2 separate regions of the Homo sapiens genome follow, and region 2 is linked to region 1. The links are chromatin loops, found by intact Hi-C in ENCODE. Cell type or tissue: PC-9. All regions are shown on one strand.

The links. Hi-C counts contacts between places; a loop is a spot of excess contacts. Peaks named below come from ENCODE experiments on the same cell type or tissue, not always from the same donor. Only the 100,000 strongest peaks of a DNase experiment are listed, where the experiment ranks them.
Region 2: a loop joins it to region 1, with 22 times the contacts of the local background. A loop is called at or near these places in 6 of 110 quality-filtered maps.

What each region holds. Positions count from the first base shown.
Region 1 is chr17:66,669,929-66,677,928 of GRCh38, forward strand. All of the region lies in intron 5 of PRKCA (protein kinase C alpha), which reads left to right. Among named protein-coding and RNA genes, the nearest start is that of MIR634, 110 kb to the right of the region's middle. RefSeq lists an enhancer at 6,267-7,036. In PC-9, a CTCF peak has its summit at 4,082; DNase peaks (open chromatin) are centred at 4,183, 6,703 and 7,943; H3K4me3 peaks cover 309 bases; H3K27ac peaks cover 1,553 bases.
Region 2 is chr17:65,228,805-65,236,804 of GRCh38, forward strand. No RefSeq gene overlaps it. Among named protein-coding and RNA genes, the nearest start is that of RGS9, 95 kb to the left of the region's middle. In PC-9, CTCF peaks have their summits at 3,111 (motif pointing right) and 3,310; DNase peaks (open chromatin) are centred at 397 and 2,997; H3K27ac peaks cover 276 bases.

The sequences.
Region 1 (8,000 bases):
AATTACAAAGAAAGAAAACAAATGTCTTTTCTTCAGAATATATAGGTGACCTACAGGAGAACAAAAACCAGGTTGTCACTAGACCTCTAATCGTATGCACTACTAAATTTTAAGAGATAAGAAAACATCACTTACAGAGTTTGGAAGAACAAAGTGAATTGGCCCCAAATTTCTCACCCAGCCAAGTTGCCAGTCGTGGCATATTCTCAGAGATGCAAGAGCTCAGAATATACATCACCCACACTTTCTTGAAAATTATTTAAAGGCGAGCTAAAGAGGACGGCAAGATGAAGTAAAATTAAAAGTTCAGGGATGGGAAGTCATATAAGGATAAGCAGTAAGCACTAAAATCAGTTGAACCTGTTAATGTGGAAAACAGCTATCAAAACTGTAACTCATATAAAAATTATGACAAGCATTAGAGATCCCATACTCCAGATAATTTTACAGTAACAAAAAGAGGAAGTAGGATGGGAGCTCACAGGGAGTAAGAACAGAGCATGCACAATGCTTCATACCCTTGGGGAGAGGAGTCAGAAGATGCTATCTCATTCTTTCCTTTGGTGATCGGAGAAATGTAGGATAAAAAATGTTTTGGGGTGAATCTTGAGATAGTCAGCAGTAGAATTTAAACAACATTTTAAAAATTTTGGCCGGGCATTGTGGCTCACACTTGCAATTCCATCACTTTGGGAAGCTGAGGTGGGAGGATTGCTTGAACCCAGGAATTGAAGATGGGCCTGGACATGGTGAAATCGCCATCTCTACCCAAAAAAAACACAGAAATGACCGGTGTGATGGCGTGTGTCTGTAGTCCCAGCTACTCGGGAGGCTGAGGTAGGAGGATTGCTTGAGCACAGGAGGTCAAGGCTGTAGTGAGCCATGATCACACTACTACACTCCAGCCTGGGTGGCAGAGTGAGACTCTATCTCAAAAATAAATTTAAAAAAATTATAGAAAAAATAAATGCAAAGAAAACAGAGTATAGTAAAAGAGTGAAGGCTGGGTGCAATGCCTCATGCCTGTAATCCCAGCACTTTGGGAGGCCGAGGTGGGCAGATCACAAGGTCAGGAGTTCGAGACCAGTCTGGCCAACCTAGCAAAACCCCATCTCTACTAAAAATACAAAAAATTAGCCTGGTGTGGTGGTGTGCGCCTGTAATCCCAGCTACTTGGGAGGCTGAGGTAGGAGAATGGCCTGAACCCGGGAGGCAGAGGTTGCAGTGAGCCGAGATTGCACCATTGCACACCAGCCCAGGAGACAGTGGGAGACTCATCTCAAAAAAAAAAAAAAAAAAAAAAAAGACTGAAAACAAAGCAAGTAACTAGGAGACAGAGGGACAACAACAAGTGAAGCTCCACACGACAGAGGCAGCCAAGAAGTGGGGGGGTTTAAGAATGTACTGGAATGGGGCTGCCTGTGTTTTCAGCCCCTCCCCTTGCTAGCTGGGTGACCTTGTCCTAGGTACTGCTTAATCTCTCCAAGCCTCAGCTTTCCTCGTCTATAAAATGTGGATACCAAGTAGGGTTATTGCGGAGGTTAGTTAATATGTCCAAGGTGCTGAGTACCTTATCAGGTACGTACTTGTGGGTACGAATATTGAGGATAAGGTAACAGATTAAACTGCCCACCATTTTCAGATGGGATGTTTTGCTAAAGTTCAGCGATATCCTATGAATGAGACCTACACGTAAAGTAAAATGACCCATAAACACTGAGAAAAAGGATGGGCAGTGATTTATGAGATGAAAGAAAGAAAGCAGTGGAAGTAGAATTGCCCCAAGTCAGGAAACTCTGTGTACCTGGATGGAGAAAGCCGAGTCGGGGGCTTGTACCACTAACATGCATTGGAAATCTAGAACAATTTAAAGTCTAAGCTTGTTGCACAAATTAGCAGAAAGTTGAAGAAGATAAAATACATGGCCCTGAAAACAGAGCGAACATTAACAAACAGAAGCCACACAGACCAATGGGAAAGATAGGGCTTATTCCACTAATAATGTTGAGAAGTTGTCTAAACATTTGGAGGAAAATAAATGAGATCTTCTTTCACACTGTACACCAAAATAAATTTCAAATGGTCTTAAGAGTTAAATATAAGAAAGAAACAAAATAATTAAAACTTAGGTGAATATTAAGCTAATCTCAGAAAGGGCAAGGTTTTTGTAAGCCTAAAAGAAATGGAAAAAATAAAAGGAAATGTTTGACAGATTTAACTACATAATAAGTTAAGCTTCTCTGTTTCTAGAAGAATGGTGACATGTAACACAGTTTGCAGCAACTATGACAAAAGGCTTTTATCATTTATATCTCAACAACTCTTCTAACACAGTAAGAAAACTTGTTACTACCTTCTAGAAAACTTGAATAAGGAGTTAAGTCAGGCAGAAATAAATACAAATGGGCAAATAACCATGGAAAAAAAATTTAACCTCAAAAATAAGAAAGTCAAAATTACAGTGTTATTCTTTACTTTTCTCACCACTTCTTGATATGGTTTTGGTAGGATTGTGGTAAACTTTTAGAGGAGTAATTTGGCAATGTATGCCAAGAATCTTGAATAATTTCCATCCTTTAAGCTACTTCCAAGAATGTATTCTTATTCTTCTTTGCATCAGAAAATCTGTGGCGTTCTTAAACACACAGGGTATGATCAGACTTGCACAGCATAAATAGAACAAGAAAAAAAGTATCAGAAATTTCAATGAATATTTATGCATGAAGATGATCAGTTGCTATGTTATTTGTAAAGGTGAAAAATGATAAACTTTGTAGATGCCCCCAAACAGGGAATTGATTAAATAAATTCTGATTAGCCATAAAATGAGATGTTAGACATTTAAAATGTTTTCAAAGCATACTTTGTTATAAAGGCAGGTTCTAAAACTTTATTCCTAGTGTGATGTGAATTCTATAAAAATAAATATTTCAATGTAGATAGATGTGGAAGATACTGGCCATAAACATGCTAATGTGCCAATGTTGGTTCTCCCATGCAGAAGTATAGTTGTTTTAGTTTTCTTCTTTATATTTTTATGTCTTTAAATTTCTTGTATGATGGGTGCACCCGTTACTCCTATAATAAGAAAAAAATTTTCTTAAATATCTTCCTACGTTGTTTATGCAGAATCGTTTCAGTCTCTCATAACCTGGGAAATATTTCTCTCACAACTAGGTTTCATTTTCTTTTGAAACATCAGAATTATAGAACTTTAATGTAAAATTTTATGTCCCACTAATTGTAAAAGGGAAAGTAATGAAATATTTATGATCTTTTTCCAAGGACTAAACATTGTTGTTTCTCATCTTATACCACAGTCCTCCGAATTCTCTTATGTAAGTTTTGTTCCAGTAGAATTTTGGTTGATGAGTTGCCAACCTGTGTTTTCTGGTACGTGAATGGGACAGAAATTCACTCTTATCACCAAGCAGCCAGCCTCACCAGCAAAATAGAATATTCACTAAATAGGTTCCAAATAAGAAAATGGTTAATGTCCCTCAGTCCAGGTTTGTGTACAGGGCCATATGAAGCTGTGAGGCGATGTCTGATCAGGTGTATTTTTAGTGTATCTCATTATTCTTGCCTTTGTCTCTGGTAATAAGGAAACAAATATCACAAAATTTAGGGGTCATTATTTCTAAACATGAAAGAGATCACATCAGAAATTCTGCAACATTCATAAACACAGACGGTGTCAGCAGACTTGATACAGCATAAATAGAACAAATGCAGTGAACTAGACAGCACCCAGACCCAGTTTGTACACAGAATCTCAGTCTATAATTACCCAGTCAAAAATTGTTCATCGTGGTTGATGACACCTGTGCATTTTATTTCCTGAAATCTAGAGAAGTTCCACGTGATCACTATTTAACCAAGAGCAAAAGTCCCTTTCTGACCCATTTTTCCTGTAAGTGGAGATACATCCTGTGCTCTTTTGTCTTTGTGGGTACAGAGATTCTTTCTTCAAAGCATTTAACATTTTCAAAAAAGTGTGCCACTCCTTTTGGCCTGGCTTTCTTCGCCCGTGAAAAGGCCTGGGTGGTTTTTCCTTGTCCAAGAGTCCCTCCAAATGGACGCTTTATGTACTGCAACCAAGAGCTGAGAAGTTTCCAAGCTTTCCTGTCTGTGTTAGCATTCCGGTCATTCAGCAGGAATCCAATGAGCGCAGATTTTATCTTGTCTGTCCTGTGTTGCCCTGGGGGAGTGATCCCTGGGGATGCGAGGGGGTGTGGCCCTTGCCCTCAAGGTGCTGTCAGTCTGTAGACATGGAACACCTTTGGGCTGGGCTAGGCTGGCAGGAGAGTGGAAGGGCAGAGGAAATGGGTCTTGTGCAAGGCTAAGGGCTGACAGCACTGAGATGGATGGAGGAGTGTCCCCAGCGATGGGGCAGTGTGGACCCAGAAGCACAGAGCAAGGTGGGCACAGAGATACACGTGTTCAGCAGTTACTCAGTTCACGCATGGTGCTGTGCTGGGCAGTAGGGGTTCAAAATAACTAAAAGAGACTAACCTTGTTGGTGTGGAGTGGTTCTTTTGGGTTATATAAATACTAAATGTGATAGGTTGCATGCAGTTAAATATTTAGCATATAGAACCAACCCATCAGAACCAATGCCAGCTCCTAAGTCATACCAGCATCTGCTAGGGGAATGTGGGCCAGAAGACGGAGCGTCACTGACATTTAGATAGAGGTGTTCAAGTAAATGGTAGGAAACAGATTAGAGGCCTGTTTTCCATGTTGGGAGCCTAAAAGATACAGTAACCAAGTGCCACTCAAGCTGTGGTAGAGAATATCTCAGTTCTAACTTGTTAATGGGAGAAGAATATGATTTTGTTGTTGCTTCTGGCCAAATGATTCCAGTGAATCAGTCTGATGAGTGGCAGTGCCTGGGCTGCCACCCACAACCAACTCTCACCTGTCCTGTCGACTCTTCATTGTTCATGCTTGAGAAATCAGTTACCTCCTTATGCCATGGAGGGCCTGACTGCAGTGCACGCCCACCAATGGGAAGTCGTGCCCACACCAGTGGCAAGATATGCCACCACCATCATGGACCAACCACCCAACGCCTCCTATCCAAAGGCAGATCCCAGCAAGCACTTGCTCTCTGTTGCCGGGACTTCTCCCAGCTCCAAAACTGCCTTAGTCTGATCTATTAATATATCTTTTTAACTGGGTGGCTCATAAACAACAGAAGTTTACTTCTCACAGTTATGGAGGCTGGAGACTCCAAGTTCAGGGCACAGGAAGACTCAGTGGCTAGAGAGGGCCCATTTGCCGACAGCCCCACATCCTCACACGGTGGAAGGGCAAACCAGCTCCCTTGGGCTTCTCTTATAAGGGCACTGATCCTCTCCATGGAGGCTCTGCCCTCCTGGCCTAATCACCTCCCAAAGGCCCCTCCTCTTAATGTCATCGCCTTGGGGGTTAGGATTTCAAACACAAATTGGGGGCAGGAGGCACAAACATTCAGACCACAGCACAGAGCTCTTCCCATCCCCAGCCGAAGTAGGAATGACCCAGAGGAAGGCTGCTGTCCCTTTGCACACAGGTTCTGAAAGTGCGTGGAGAGAGGACGATCCCTCGGTCCCTGCAGAACCAGGCTCTTGAAGCATATAGCAGAGGTTCTCTACCCAGGGCCTACCCTAGAATGTCATCAAAACTGCAGTGTTGTATTAAAGGGGTGCATGGCTTAGAGAGAATGGAGAATGCCCAGCCCAGAGGCCCAGAGTGTTTTAGGATGTGCCTGTTACCCAAAGTTAAAATCTGTATGCGTCAGGAGTGACACTTGGGAGCTACACTTCCCAACCCCCTCTCCTGCGGCCACCGGAGCCTGCCTGGGCCCCTTCTCCTGAAACGGCCTTCTCTGCCCACATAATAGCCCCTAGCGATGCCAGTTCTGGTTCCTCCGCGGGGTCCCACGCCAGCTGACCCAGCAGTACCTGTAACGTGTCCCACCCTTGCCAGGGTTTGTGTGCCTGCATGGTTTTAGAGGTTCCAAGTCAGAGCCCCTAAACCCCTTGCCTTATTGCTAGACAGCTTGACCGCCCCCGGAACATCACGTGGGAAGGGCGCTCGGTAAATCCTGTTCTGGAGGCAATCTGTCACTCCACCAGTTTCCCAATCAACATTTGCCGAGGAGTTCTGGCTCCCGGTGCAGAACTGACTTGTGGCGACGTGAGGGAACTGGCAGCTTCTTAGACCCAAGTTCTCCCTCGCAGCATCGTCAGAAGAGGCCCAAAGTAGAGACGCAAACAAACCCTGAGAACAGCGTGTTCTTCCCAGTAACGTGACCGGGAAAATGTGAGCCAGAGGAAACTTGAGAGCTCCGTGGTGCGGCTGAGCTGGTGGGGTGAGGGTTTTTTCCCTTTTTCTATCTGGTCCAGCCCATCGGCCACTTGAGATGCTCCTGAACTGAGTAACCAAGCTGTTCGGAGGGTACTTTCTCAGCAGGACAAGCCCTGAGCTCTGGAAAAACGCAGCTAGAATAACGAGGAAGCAGAGGGGCCTCTCCCACACCAGGCTTGCCCCGACAGGTCAGCTTGCTTGTGGCCCAGCGCTACTGCGCACATGTTCCTTTAAGATCCCTATTTCCGAGGCAGCCGTGGCATAATTAAAGAATGGCCCTGTGGATGTCCTACGGTGCTCACTGTTTGCACTTGCTTCTGGGTGGGGCTAAGGTGTGGGACCGGCCGGGGAAGCCTGAACAAGGTGGGGTTGGCCAATTGCAACAGGTCACAGCCAGATCAGATACCCTGAGGAGGAGGCTGTGAGTCATGTTTGTCCAGAAGTGCCAACTGCTGCACCAGAAAAGCCGGGAGAAAAGAAGCAAGCGTAAGGTGCACATGAGAGGTGCTGGTTTCTGAAGGTTCTGTTAAGACAGGAGAAGATGGATCATAGTTCCTGTCAGGAGACACACCCTCTCCCCCGACCCCCAGCCCAGAACCCCTTCCTTGCTTTATAGCACAAGGTGAAAGTTCAGAGGCTCAGCTCAAAGCAGAAGGAACCTAAGGGAAGTAGAGCGTCCTTTTTTGTGTCACTTTCTCCTCAAACAACTCACTGTGTTGGTGGGGTAGTGTTTGTTCTATGCTGGGGGTCAGCAAACTACGGCCCAAGGTCCAAATCTGGCCCACAGCTTATTTTTATTTATTTATTTATTTATTGAGACTGAGTCTCGCTCTGTCGCCCAGGCTGGAGCACAATGGCACAATCTCGGCTCACTGAAACCTCTGGCTCCTGGGTTGAAGCAATTCTCCTGCCTCAGACCCCTGAGTAGCTGGGACTACAGGCGCACGCTGCTACACCCGGCTAATTATTTGTATTTTAATAGAGACGAGTTTTCACCGTGTTGCCCAGGCTGGTCTCAAGCTCCTGAGCTCAGGCAGTGCACCCACCTTGGCCTCCCAAAGTGCTAAGATTACAGGCGTGAGCCACTGTGCCTGGCCTATTTTTTAAATAAAGTTTTATTGGAACACAGCTGCGTTCGTTTGTTCACATATCGTCCGTGTCTGCTTTCGCTATGCAATAGACCTGAATAGTGGCAGTAGAGACTTTGTGACCTGCAAAGCCTAAATGACTGGTGATCTGGCTCTTTTTAGAAAAGGTTTGCTATCTCCTATTCCACACTAATAGGTGAACCTGAATGCAGAGGTCACCTTGTGAGGACCACACAGAGGTTAATGCCCAGGCCCCCTGAGGCAGGACTGAGTTGCACTCCTGACTCCATCCCTTACTAAATGTTCAACCTTGAGCAGGTTTGTTAACATCTGTCTGCCTTGGTTTTGTCATCTGGAAAACGGGCATCTGAGTCATTATTTCACAGGAGTATTGTGAGTATTAAGTGAGTGGGTGTAGTAAAGCACGTGGAAACCTGTCAGTAAAGGCCTCTTTGTTAATTCAGATATAACTCACAGGTCATAATATTCACCCTTTAAAAATGTACAGTGTAGTGGTTTTCAGTATATTCACAAGATTGTGCAATATACACCACCACT
Region 2 (8,000 bases), 1.4 Mb before region 1:
AGTATCCTACAATGCACAGAAGCTCCCACAACAGAAGATTATCAGTTCAAACCACCAGTGGTGCCACTGTTGAGAAACCCCGCACTAGAGATTACAGCGTATGTACTTGTCCCTGGTTTCTGCGCATGCTCTGAAGTATTGCCCCAAACGGCACTGCTGGGATCATAATTAGATTGGACAGCGGGTTGCGATTAAGGGCTACGCGGTGAATAAAACAGCTCTTAAAAGTTGCATAGGAAGTCCTCACAGGAGAAAAAAATCAAGTGGTTTGCCAAACCACTCATTATACCCCTCCCCTTTAGCCCTCAACTTCCTCAGAATTCAATTAGTAGATAAGAGCCCCTGACTTGCTTTTAACCTCTGACAACTTATTTAGCCCATAAATACTGGGGTTGCTGACTCATCTCTGCACACTTCTACAAATGAATGTTGGGTGGGTGCATGGCTGAAACCTAGATTTGCTAATCCCCGTAGGGAAAACACAGAGCTTCAATACTTAAAGACCATTGCTCATTGTAGATTTTACTGAATCTATTCCACTGGGCTCACAAGAGTCACTCACAAAGGGCTAAGAAAAATTTTCCCCCAGAATGTAAGTGAGAGAGTCTGGTCCTTTCTTGGAAGAGTGAGTGAGCTGTTAACCTGATGCCTTTATTTGCAATGCTGATCTAAAATGAGATGAAAGGCGAAGCAATCCACACCCTTAGTTTACTACCAGCCAATGTCAAGAAATAAGGAGAATCTCAACCCTAGGTTTGTATATCAGTGTTTAAGGGTTCCTCTCCTAAGCCCCCAGGGTCCTAAAGAGAAACTAAGCCCACATGGAAACTAAGATCCACATGGATAGAGCGTCAATGACAGAAGGCTCCAGAATCCACTGGTTGGATTAAATAAAGTCCAGGCTATAGTTCAGTAATAAATAGACCTCAGAAGGGAGGAAGTGGGTTCAAACATGACAGAGTTTCTGTCTGTAACACAGAGTTGCCTAAAGGCAGTAGGGCAGTCCAGGTCATGGGCTGGAAGTGAATGGAGGCCAGGGAAGAGAAAAAAAAATCCAACAACCAATAAATTTTTTTATCTTGTTGCTCCACCCATCCCCTGGTCACAAGTATGATGCTCCTCCATCTTGTCTGGACATTAGAATCCACTGGGGAAACTTGAAAGATCCCGCTGTCCAGGGCACACGCACAGAGCTGTGACACTGGGATTTTTTTTAGCGCCTCTCCCAGGTGATGTCTATGTCCAGGTGAGCTTGAGAACCACTGCCTTGAGGTAGTGATTGAAGCTGGTTCACCACCCCTACACCCATGCCCATACCCAGGGGATAACTGAAAAAGAGGCAATGGTGGGAAGGTGGCTTCATCTTAAGTTCACAACCAGGAAGTAGCATGGGTCATTTCCATTCACATCCCATTGGTTGGCCTTTGGTCACATGACCATGGCTAGCTGCACGGGAGTCCGGGAAATGTAGTCTTCAGTTAGGCCAGTTTGTGAGTAGTTAAACTTCTAGAGATTTAGCTAGAGGAAGGAAGATGGGGAGAGTGGATATTGGCGGACACTTGGTCTCTCCCACAGTGGAATTATTACACAGTTTTGGGGGTAATGGGTTACACTAACATAACATAACGTAACATAACATAACATAACATAATGCAAGAGGTGGGGCAAGAGGAGACGGGAGTGACCAGTTAGTTTCTGTTTGGCCAATATTTGGTAAATGCCTATAAAATGTAGCTATGCTGTATTCCATGGTTGGGTGCTTTCCACTTGCTCAAGGCTGAACACCGGCTAGGTGTCAAACACCAAGTGAGGTCCTGGGAATAAAGTTGATTCCCTCATGGAGGTGCTATCATTGCTTGAGGAGCAAGCTGGGGGCATTGGATCTAGTCCATGTTGGGGGAGTGCAGGGCTGTGGGCTGTGGGAATCCTGCCGCCTGCCTTTCCAGCTTGGAACAGCTCCTTGATTTCCTCATCTGTGAACTGGGAGTAACAATTTGACCTTCTTCACAGGGCTGCTTGGAAACCTATAGAGTGATATGGATATAACTGTGTTGGCTGCTCAGAACCTTATGTAGTGCAAGAAAAAAACAGTTTTGTTTTTTCCCCAAGATGCTCCTTTAAACCTATGCTGCAAGTTATTTCTTTTCCTAAACCTGGATGAAAACTCTGAGAAGTCCCATAACTTTTCTGGTCACTTTTAGATAATACAGATCCTCCAGGTATGATCAGTGACAAGGACAGTCTCCATTTAGTTCTGTATGCAGTTCAATGTTAGTGTAATAAGCAAAACTTGGAACTTCATTCAAAGGTAAGGTTCCTTCCCTCCTTGGGCTTGGGCTGTTGCAGCTGGGATGTCTGCAGGGGGGTCGGAGGGGGGACCCCGGAAAAGCAGAGGTAGGGTGGGAGAACAAGGAGGTTCTTAGTTGACTAACACATAAACCATTCAACATGGTGCTCTTGGGATCCCCCTACTGGCTCTCACTTAGGTAGAGGGTTTCCTAGATTTTTGAGGCCTTCTAGCCTGATATGGTTTGGCTCTGTGTCCCCACCCAAATCTCATCTGGAATTGTAATCCCCACATGTTGAGGGAGGGACCCGGTGGAAAGTGACTGGCTCATGGGGGCGGTTTCCCCCATGCTGTTCTCACGATAGTGATTGAGTCTCACAAGGTCTGATTGTTTTATAAGTGTTTGGCATCTCCTCGGGCTCTCTCTCTTTCCTGCTGCCTTGTGAATAAGATACTTGCTTCTCTTCTGCCTTTTGCCATGATTGTAAGTTTCCTGAGGCCTCTCCAGCCATGTGGAATTGTGAGTCAATCAAACCTCTTTTTAAATAAATTACCCAGCTGCAGTTAGTTCCTTACAGCAGTGTGAGAATGAACGAACACCACTAACAGGGTGAAATCATTGAGTCTGAGAGGAGGCAGGGCTGCTTCCTGCTTATTTGCTGAGGAAGAAAAGAAGAAGGCCAATGATTCATGAGCTGGGAAGGCTGAAGGAAGCCGGGATCCGGGGATACTTCATGCCTCACACACCCCAGCTTCAGAGGTCAGCCCTCCCCTCTGGGCAGCTGTCACCTCCTCACACTTCACCAGAAGAGGGAGTCCTAGGCTCACAGATCCCTAAAGAGAGGCGGCTGGGAGTTTCTTGTTAGCATTCAGAGACCTGTGTCAGAGAAGGGAGAGGGGCTTGAAGAACGGTGCCTTCCTTTTTGGAAAGCCAGATTGGGGTGTGGGGGTAGCAGGATAAGCTGGCCAAAGTGGGGACCCATGAGAGAGAAGCATCTTGTCTACCTGTGCAACCCTGGGTGACTGTGGGGCCCTTATGTGGCTCTCCTGGCTATTGTGAGCTTATGGGGACCAGGGATGGGGAGGCTGGGAGGAGGGAGGCAAGGCTCTGTCCCTAGTGGCTTTGAGTGAGGGTTGGAACCCTCTGCAGAAAATCTCCAGCAGAAAGAAAGAAAACCCCCTCCCTCTCCTGCCGACTGCGGCCAGAAGAATCCCACTCTCGAAGGGCATTTGTGTCAAGCTCTGACTCCTAGGACTGGAGGCCCACGAAGCCTCATTCATTTTTCTTTTTTAGAGACAGGGTCTTGCTCTGTCACCTAAGCTAAAGTGCAGTGGTGATCATAGTTCACTGCAGCCTAGAACTCCTGGTGATCCTCCCACTTCAGCCTCCCAAGTAGCTGGGATTACAGGCACTTGCCACCACACCTGGCTAATTTTTTAATGCTTTTTGTAGAGATGGGGTCTCCCTGTGTTGCCCAGGCTGGTCCTGAACTCCTGGGCTCAAGTAATCCTTCTGCCTTGGCCTCCCAAAGTGCGGGGATTACAGGCATGAGCCACTGTGCCTGGTCCCTCATTCATCTTTGACGACAACCTGAGGGATTACAGCTCCCCTGCTGAGGGGGTGAGGCTTGAGCTGGGGCACCCAGAGGGACCAGAATGGGGTGGCATGTAGGGGGGATAAACGGGATCAGAAAACAATCTTTTAAACTATTCAGCTGGTAGGAGAGACCTGTGTATGGCCTCATGAGAGGCGACTGAGGGAGGGGCAGTCTCTTTTTCTTCTGGGAAGAACAGAATGAGAGTATTCATGGACTCCTGGGAGTGGGGGGAGTATATTTATTAGGGACAGCTGGCTTGGGATATTGGCTCTGGTTACAGCAGCATCAGCTATGTCTAAGGAGGGGCGGGAGCCTGCGTGCATAGAGGTGCGCGTGTGCACACAAGCGCCCAGGGCCACACTCTGGTCCATGCACAGTCTGGTCCATGCAGGCATGGACTGTCTGTGTGGCGCATGCATGGAGCGCTGTGGCTATGCGCCTGGTACTGGCACAGGTGTCAGGGGAACACTATGCCACCTCTAATACAGCGGTTACTCCATGGGAACATGGAGAGGCTTGTGGAAAGCATCACCAGGATGTTTGTGAGAAGCTCTATGCTTTACGAAGCGCACTTCTGTCTCCCTGACCCATCATGTTTAGGGAAAGGGGAGCGCAGTGTGTTAGACGAGGCAGCTGGGGTACGGAGGGGCTAAACGAATGTGACCAAAGTCATACTCTGGGCTGGTCCTGGGCACATTACAGCAGGTCTCCCTACAGAGCCTTTAGAAAACGTTTTCACAGTCCATCTTCTAACTTTTGCACGCTTTATTCCCTCACCTTAACCCGTAGGTAGCTATCAAGTTGTTTTGTCGTGAAGGACTCCATCATGGGGAGTTAGGGATTCAGACAACCACAGCTTACAGGCCTACATTTAAAGATCCCCTCGTGAATTCCTGCTCACATTTAGTCCTCACTACAGTGTTGGGAGGCGGGAGACCACCTTCAGTTTGCAGATGTGATTTCCCCACTTACAAGTGGTAGAAACACTCCAATTGAAGCCTAATGCCATTTATTCTCTCTTTCTCTGTATATACACACGTTATATATTATGTATGTAATCTATATTTAAATTTCGGAATTTTGGCCAACCACAGTGGCTTACGCCTATAATCCCAGCACTTTGAGAGGCCAAGGCGGACAGATCACCTGAGGTCAGGAGTTTGAGACCAGCCTGGCCAACATGACGAAACCCTGTCTCTGCTAAAAATACAAAAATTAGCTGGGCATGGTGGTAGGTGTCTGTAATCCCAGCTACTTGGGAGGCTGAGGCAGGAGAATCGCTTGAACCCGGGAAGTGGAGGTTACAGTGAGCCGAGATCTCACCACTGCCCTCCAGCCTAGGTGACAGAGCAAGACTCTGTCTCAAAAAATAAAATAAAGTAAAAAAATAAATTTTGGAATTTTGAAAATACAGAAAATACAATAAATTATATAATAAACATCCATATGTATATTACTTAGAATTGCCTAAAGTTAACATTTTGCCCTAATTATTTCTAATGCTTAAAAAAAGGTAAAATTTTATCTTTATTCTCCTTTTCTCATCTACCGTCCCTCTCATCTTCTATGTCAACAATTTCTTTTTCAGTAAATGGTCAGTTAATAAATATTTTAGACGTTGCAGGCCACATGTGGTCTCTCTTCCTCCTCCTCCTTCTTCTTTCTTCTTCCCTTTCCTTCAACCACTAAAAAATGTAATATCAATCACCCTTTCCTGATAAAGGTTTAATACCCAGAATATATAAAGAATTCCTCCAACTCAACAATAACAACAAAAACAAACAACTTGATTAGAAAATGGGCAAAGGAGCAGGTGTGGTGGCTCATGCCTGTAATACCGGCACTTTGGAAGACCGAGATGGGCGGATCACTTGAGCTCAGGAGTTTGAGATCAGCCTGGGCAACATGGTGAAACCCCATCTCTGTCAAAAATACAAAAATTAGCCAGGCATGGTGGTGCATGCCTGTAGTCCCAGCTACTCAGGAGGCTGAGGAGGAGGATCACCAAAGCCCAGGAAGCGGAGGTTGCAGTGAGCAAAGATCATGCCACTGCACTCCAGCCTGGGCGACAGAGAGGGACTCTGTCTCAAAAAAAAAAGGGGGGGGGAGTGGAGGGGCAGTGGGCAAAGGACTTGAATAGACATTTCTCCAAAGAAGATATACAAATGGCCAATAGCACCTGAAAAGATGCTCAACATCACTAATCATCAGGAAAATGCAAATCAAAACTACAATGAGATATGACTTCACACCAACTAGAATGTCTGTTATAAACACCAAACAAAATAAAACAGAAAAATGGTGTAGCCACTATGAAAAACAGTATAGTGTTTCCTTTAAAAATTGAAAACAGAGTTGCCATGCGATGCGGTAATTCCATTTCTGGTTAGATATCCAAAAGAATTGAAAGCAGGGACTCAAACAGATATTTGTATACCTGTGGTCATAGCAGCATTAATCATAATAGCTAAACTTTGGAAACAATTCAAATGTTCATCAGTGGAGGAATGGATAAACAAAATGTTGTCTATACATATAAAGGAATATTGTTCAACCTAAAAAGGAAGGATATTCTGACACATGCCACAACATGGAAGAACCTTGAAGATGTTATGCTAAGTGAAATAAGCCAGTAATAAAAGGACAAATACTGTATGATTCTGTTGGAGGTGTTCAATCTCGAGCAACTCCATCTTGAATAGAGGCTGGGTAAAATATGTCTGAGACATACTGGGCTGCACCCATGAGGTGAAGGCATTCTTAGTCACAGGATGAGATAGGAGATCAGCACAAGATACAAGTCATAAAGACCTTGCTGATAAAACAGCCTGCTGTAAAGAAGCCAGCCAAATCCTACCAAAACCAAGATGGTGACGAAAGTGACCTCTGGTCACCTTCACTGCTCATTATGTGGTAATTATAATGCATTAGTATGCTAAAAGACACTCCCACCAGTGCCATGACAGTTTACAAATGCCATGGCATTGTCAGGAAGTTACCCTATATGGCCTAAAAGGGGGAGGAACCCTCAGTTCCGGGAACTGCCCATGCCTTTCCCAGAGAACTCATAAATAATTAAACCCCTCTTTAGCATATAAATCAAGAAATAACTATAAGTATCCTAGTCCAGCAGCCCAAGCTGCTGCTCTGCCTATGGAGTAGCCATTCCTTATTCTTTTGCTTTCTTAATAAACTTGCTTTCACTTTCCTCTGTGGACTTGCCCTGAATTCTTTCTTGCTCAAGATCCAAGAACCCTCTTTTGGGGTCTGGATCAGGACCCCTTTCTGGTAACAATTCTACTTATATAAGATACCTAGAGTAGTCAAATTCACAGAGACAGAAAGTAGAATGGTAGTTGCCAGGGGCTGGGATAGGGATGGTGGGACTGGGGAATCAGTGTTTAATGGGCACACAGTTTCAGTTCAGGAAGACAAAAACAATTTTGGAAACGGATGGTGGTGATGGTTGCACAACAATGTACTTAATACCACTGAACTGTACACTTAAAGATGGTTAAAATCATAAATTTGATGGTATGAATATCTTAACACAATAAACAAAACTAAAGTCATTCTTATCAGAAGACTACAAAAATAAGCTACTGGCTGGATTTAGCTCAAGGTCAAAGTCTGTTAAACTTTGTGCCATATTATTATTAATTTCATTATGTTTTTAAACAAAATAACTCATTAGCGGTGTTATTATTGTGTATTATAGTCAATTCTTTTTTAGCATCAGCTACAAGTTTACCCAAATTTGTGCTCATCACTCCTCTTTGGATACCACTTCTTTTTCCTGGTCCAGTTTTCTTTGTACTGAAGTGCATCCTTTAGTGATTCTCTCACTGATGGCCTTGAGAGAAAAGTCTATTTTTTTGTTTTAAAAATGTCTTTATTTTATCCTCAACACTATTTTACCCTATTATTATTTTAATCATTTACTATTAAATAATCATTTAGGTGAATTGAAAAAGATAGGTTGAGAGTAATTTCTCCTTGGGAATTCAGATAGTATTTCATCATCTTTTGTCCTGTCTTGTTGCTGATGAGAGGTTCAATTACTGTTGCTTGTTGTGGGAAGCCAGGAACCCCAAATGGAGGGACCGGCTGAAGCC